2 separate regions of the Homo sapiens genome follow, and region 2 is linked to region 1. The links are chromatin loops, found by intact Hi-C in ENCODE. Cell type or tissue: GM12878. All regions are shown on one strand. Each heading gives the region's core, and the rest is flanking DNA. Links, peaks and the distances in the headings are about the cores only. Region 1 holds the start of ATP11C (ATPase phospholipid transporting 11C (ATP11C blood group)). Region 2 overlaps F9 (coagulation factor IX).

What was found. Peaks named below come from ENCODE experiments on the same cell type or tissue, not always from the same donor. Only the 100,000 strongest peaks of a DNase experiment are listed, where the experiment ranks them.
Region 2: it touches region 1 in a loop (3-fold over the local background); 4 of 110 quality-filtered maps call a loop at or near these places.

Annotation. Positions count from the first base shown.
Region 1 is chrX:139,931,564-139,934,364 of GRCh38, forward strand. ATP11C (ATPase phospholipid transporting 11C (ATP11C blood group)) reads right to left here and starts at 1,490. Exons shown (of 30, transcript NM_001353812.2): 1 at 453-1,490. The coding sequence starts at 479. RefSeq lists silencers at 517-676, 717-956 and enhancers at 1,737-2,086, 2,127-2,176. In GM12878, for the core only: a CTCF peak has its summit at 1,664; a DNase peak (open chromatin) is centred at 1,598; H3K4me3 peaks cover 2,027 bases; H3K27ac peaks cover 1,773 bases.
Region 2 is chrX:139,552,400-139,555,200 of GRCh38, forward strand. All of the region lies in intron 6 of F9 (coagulation factor IX), which reads left to right. Among named protein-coding and RNA genes, the nearest start is that of F9, 23 kb to the left of the region's middle. In GM12878, for the core only: no CTCF peak of the experiment used is centred there; a DNase peak (open chromatin) is centred at 1,582; H3K27ac peaks cover 795 bases.

The DNA of each region.
Region 1 (2,801 bases), core at 157-2,656:
CTCAGCCCCCAGCTCTTCTTTTGGGCCACCGTGACAGGTCTAGGTTTACCTCCATGTGCTCGTGGCAGAGGAAACAAAAGAAAGCAACCTCCCTGAGAATAAAACGCCATCTTCGACTAATTGGCAAACTGAGGGGTCCCCGGGTCGGTCCCCCCACGAGTCCCCCCCACCACCCAGCCCGAAGGCGGCCCCCAGTTTCAGGCAGAGTTTGTAACAGCTCCGGGAAGCCCTGGTCGAATTGTCCTGGGGGCGAGGGTGGGATACCCCGAGAGCCCTACCTGCCTCCCCTCCCCGGCCGCCTGGGCACCGTGTTTCGGTGAAAAGGAAGAAGAGGGGTGGTGGTGTCTCCCAGAGACGTAACTGCCCCCTCAGAAAATTGTTGTGAGGGACCCGGCGAAGGGGCTGGCGAGCAAGCAAACCGGCACGCGCGGAGCCGCAGCGAGTGTACTTACAAAACGATTCAAGCTCCGGCGGAACATCGCGTCGAAGGCTGCCGGGCGCTGAGCTGGGCTCTACCGGGCTGTCTGGGAAGGCGCCGTCCACAAAACACACTGCGGCGTGGGCCGGCGGCGCCAAGCGGAGCAGCGAGGCGGGCGGCCGGGCCACCCGCTCGCCGCCTGCCCCCCTCGGCTCTCCGCGCTCCCCCGCCCCCCAGCCGCCCGCAGCCTAGCCGCCGCCCCGCCTCACTCGCGGCCCGCCCCCGGCCTGCCTGACCCGGGGGCGGCGGCCCCGCGGATCGCCCTTATCTGGCCCCGGCACCCCGGGCCGGCAGCTCGCGCAGCACCCACTGAGAAGGCGAGCCCGCCGCGCGGGGGAAGGATGGCGGAGGAGCGCGAGGCTCCTCCTGTGGGGAGGGGGCGCCCCCGTCTCTCCGCCAGCGCCGGGCTCGGCACCCCGCGGGATGCGCTCTTCCCCGACGCGGCACCACCGCCCGCCTCCCCGCTGGACTCCGCGGCCGCCCCCCTCGGGGCACGGGGAACCCTCCCGAGGCACCCCGCGCCTCACCTCGCCTCAGCCCGACACTACTCCCCTGTCTCTGTCGGGAGCCACAGCCTCCCTCGCCCCGGCCCTAACTCGTCCGCCGTGCCGCGCCGCGCCGTTTCGCTCGCAGCCCCTCCTCGGTCCGCGGCTGCCGCGCCGCCCCGCGCTCTGGTCCCGCACTCGGGCCAGGGAGCCTGGGTACAGCCAACCGGCCCGCCCTGAGCCAGCCGACGGCCAGACTCCCTCTTCCGGGCGTGGTGGAGCCGGGCTCTGAGGCAGGGCACCGTGAAGACCCCAGCGCGGGAGGGGCGGGGCGGGGTGCGAGGGGGGACTAGTTCTGAAAGCCCACCCTCCTCATCTGCACCGACGAGGGTTCCCCCTCGACCCTCGCGCCGCTGTACTCCCACCTACGCGGCTTTCCCTCCTCTCAGTCTTTCTCTCGTCCTGCCTGCCCACCTAAGCCTTCTTACTTCCACTTTCTCTGAGGTTGTAAAGTCAGGCTTTGTGTCGTTGCTGCTGCGCAGCGGGGCGGGATTTCCCTGACCCCCACCCCGCCCCACCCAGGCCCCTCCCGCTCGCCCCCTCCCCCTCCTTGCTCCCGGGGCAGCCTGGGAGTTGTAGTCCAACCGTCCCCCTACTTCGCCTGGTACCGCGGGCTGGGAGCTCCCCCACACGCTAGTCCCGGGTTTGCCCAGAGGGTTGAAGAAGGAAGCGCGGGCTGAACAGCGGGTTCTCCACGCCGGCCGGCTGGGTGTGGAGGCCGGGCGCACTCGGTAGCCTTCCTAGCGGTGGGACATGTGAGAAGGCTAAATTAGGCAAAGCTCCGAATCCTGGGAGCTTTCCCTGGAACGCAAAATGTGCGCATCAGGAAACCCTCTACACCCTCGGCCCCCAGCTTAGAGCTGGAATTTGCGAAACTTTAAAAATTACAAAAGAAAAGCGAGTCCAGAATTGCCACGAGGCTGGGCATCCCTCCCAACTACCACAACCCCACCCCTTTTCACCGCCCCTTAAGGCGGGGCCCAAGGCTGTTGGAGAAGAACTTGCAGATTCTTCTATAAAAGTCAAAAAGAAGGAAAGGGAGTTCAGAGACTCTTACACGAGTCTTCCGCCTCGCCGCGTTCTCCTGCCAGTTTAGAGCTGGGGACAGGGCCCAGCCACACCACAGGCCTTCCCAAAGGTCGCGAATAGGCCTTTACTACTAGGCATAGGCGCTTCTCCTTTACCCTCCGGAGTTCGGATTCATTTCAACAAACCTTTGCTGGGAATTTTCTTTGTACCAGGCACTGTGCCAGGGCTGGACACAGCGATTTCTTAAAAGACCTCCCCAACAGGGTGGTCGCAATCTGGTTGGGGGATACAAACAAGCGAAAATGCCACGTTAGAATTTAATAATAGCTAGAGTTCAAAGTGCTAGAGAAATAGGGGAGAGCGACATTGCATCTGAAAATGGGGTTTGGGAAGTTTTCCTAAAAGCCCTGGAGATTAAACTAGCCCTTGAAACGTGGGAAGGCTTTAGAGGGACCTGACTGAGCCCAAGGGGACAAAGTCCAGGGTAGAGGGAGAGGTCGGTGAAAAAGCGCAGGACAAACTAAGAAAGAGATCACGCTGTAGTGGCAGACGCCCAGGACGTGTAGGTAAGGGCGGCTCGAACGAAAGCTAAAATCTAAAACTCTTCAAAAACATGTTACGAAGTTTGAACTTCATTCTGCGATCAACGAGAAGCCCATCTCCCAATAAAATGCAAATGCAGGAGACCTAAGGTTTGTTCCCAAACTGTCCTAACTGCCAAGAAGTAAAACCAACCGTTTTCAATTCTT
Region 2 (2,801 bases), core at 298-2,797, 380 kb before region 1:
AAATCTGGGTTGTAACTTAGCCTACAGCTGAAGCCTAAGAGATTCCGTCTGTGAGAAGAAATAACCCACCTCTTTGGCCCCCCTCCCCAGGCAGGAAGCCAGGATGGTCCTTATATAAAGTTGTGCTGTCCAATAGGTAACCACTAGCCACATATGGCTATTTAAATTTAAATTAACTACAATTAAGAGAAATTAAAAATTCAATTCCTCAATTGCACCTGCCAAATTTTAAGCACATAACAACCACATGTGGCTAGTAACTACTGTATTGGAGAGTGCAAGCGGAGATAGAACACTCTATTACTGCAGAAATTTCTATTGGATAGCACTTATAATAGTTTAGTGTAACTTAAAACTCCCTAGTTGCCACAGTCATGATTTAGTAGTAATTTCATGGATTTCTCTACTGAGGTTAGAATCTCTGCCATTAGAGACTGATAAATTTAAAGTTTGCAATTATCAAACTGGTGACAATTTAAGCCAGAATCAGGTAAATGTCCTCAGTTTTAACAGCATTGGAATTTTCTGGGACTAGCTGTGTATCTATCCAGGATTCTTGAGAATGCCTGCCATTTTTCAACATAATGGATGTAAGGTATTACACATATACCTGGGGATGGGGTGGTAGGTATAATTGCACAAGCATTGTGGAGAATGGTATCAAAGAGTGGCAGAACATCACAATCAAGGTTTTCCCTTTCTTTTACCTTTGCTTTTTAAAAAGACAATATTTGCTGGACCTGATCTTATAACTCATAAATGGGACACTGTATGTTCCTTTTTACCTCCTCTGTTTCTACTTAATTGCACCCTATGAGGACTGCTTCCCTTACCTACCATAACCCCTTCCTTCACTCATCCATATCTTTACTCTTCTTCACAACTCTGTAATATTGACCTTCTTTATGAACCTTTCCTGGAACAATCCCTCTTAAGTGCAAGCACTGTTATTATGCCTTCAATGTATTTAATATCCATGTATCTATTCTCTCTAATTTTGTCATTTTGTGTTCTCATGTATTTTCATTCATTATGTGTCCAACTTCCATGGATAACATGGTTACAACAAAAGATCCTACTTTATGACAATTATCTTCCTTGGGTTTGTGGGACATAGAACAGTGCTCAGAGTAGGGGATCCAAGAACCCAGGAGAATATATTAGCTAAGAAGATAACTTCCGTTTTTAAAAGTCCAAGATTCAGGAGATCAAAACCATCCTGGCTAACATAGTGAAACCCCGTCTCTTCCAAAAATACAAAAAATTAGCCCGGCGTGGTGGCAGGCGCCTATAGTCCCAGCTACACGGGAGGCTGAGGCAGGAGAATGGCGTGAACCGGGGAGGCGGAGCTGGCAGTGAGCCGAGATCCCGCCACTGCACTCCAGCCTGGGCGACAGAGCGAGACTCCGTCTCAAAAAAAAAAAAAAAAAAAAAGTCCAAGATTAAAAAAAAAAAAAAAAAAGGATGTCTGCTTTGTGAGTTTAGCATTGTCTCCTTGTCATTCCAGAAATGAAATGGCAAATACATTTAAATCAGAACTAAAAAGGGGAACAGGGTATAAAGGCTCAATTTAGTCACATCATTTCCGTTTCTCACCCACCCCCTTTAAACCAGATGTTTGCCAATGCATTAACAATGCAGATGTTTCCTGAAAGAAAGTTTAGTAACTCAAGCAGACACCTTATTTTCTTTTCAAGCAGAAAAGACTATGAGATGGTGGTTGTGGTTGTTCCGGGAGGGAGAAGATATAAATGATACACATTATTTCAAATCATTTCATGACCTCACTGCACACTTATAGTTATTGTACCTGTTGTCTTTTTGCTGTCAAGCCTAGCTAAGATCATTTGGAATGTTCAAGATCACTCATACATGCATGTGCACACATACACATGCACATATGTTCACTCCCTATTTCATCCACATGAACTAAGATTACTGATGTGTACAGATTCAAAGCACTTTTATTCTTTTCCAAAGGCAAGAAGCTGAGCTACTTTCCAGAATAGTTGTGAAAGACCCTGTCATACTTCTGCATTGTTTCCTCCACACCACCTCCATCCAGTTCCTTATGAATGGTTACTGGTTTTCAAAAATATGAGATAAATTGAGTGTATAAAAGTCATTTTTAGACAAAATGAAACAGGAAATGAAAGAAACCAGAATCTCTCCTCATTTGTGGATGGGCCAGCTCCACCATGTCATGGTTAATCTGCAGGGAGGAAATACTAGATTTGATTGCAGATCAGACTGCAGCAAACCTGCTGTGACTAAGGCATCAAGAGAAAGCAAGCAACAGCTGGGGCTTCAGTGGTGAAAACATTATATATCTAGCTTTGAAATATGAAATACTGTTTAGCAGTGTCACCTAGAAAAGAGTGTTTCAAAATGCTGATGCTTCATAAGAACCTTTCTCTTCAGAGTTGTTTCTTTTATCTTTCAAATTAGCCAGGGTGGGAAATAAAGTGATCACTTGGTGAAGAAATCTCACAAAGAAGAACATAGAGAGTTCACTTTCATCTGGAGTAATGAACAGATTGAACAAACTAGAAATGGTTAGTCTGTTAAAGAAAAGGTGTAGGTGAGCTGTTTGCAAGAGCCACAAGGGAAAGGGGAAGACAACTTCTTTGTGGACTTAAGGGTGAAAGTTGCAAGCAGGCAAGACGATTCTGACCTCCATTAAGAAAGCCCTTTCCAACCAACAACCACTGGGTTGGTTACGCAGGTTGGGCAGCATTGGGAGCAAATGTTGATTGAACAAATGTTTGTCGGAATTGTTGACTTAAAGAGCTGTTCTGTCA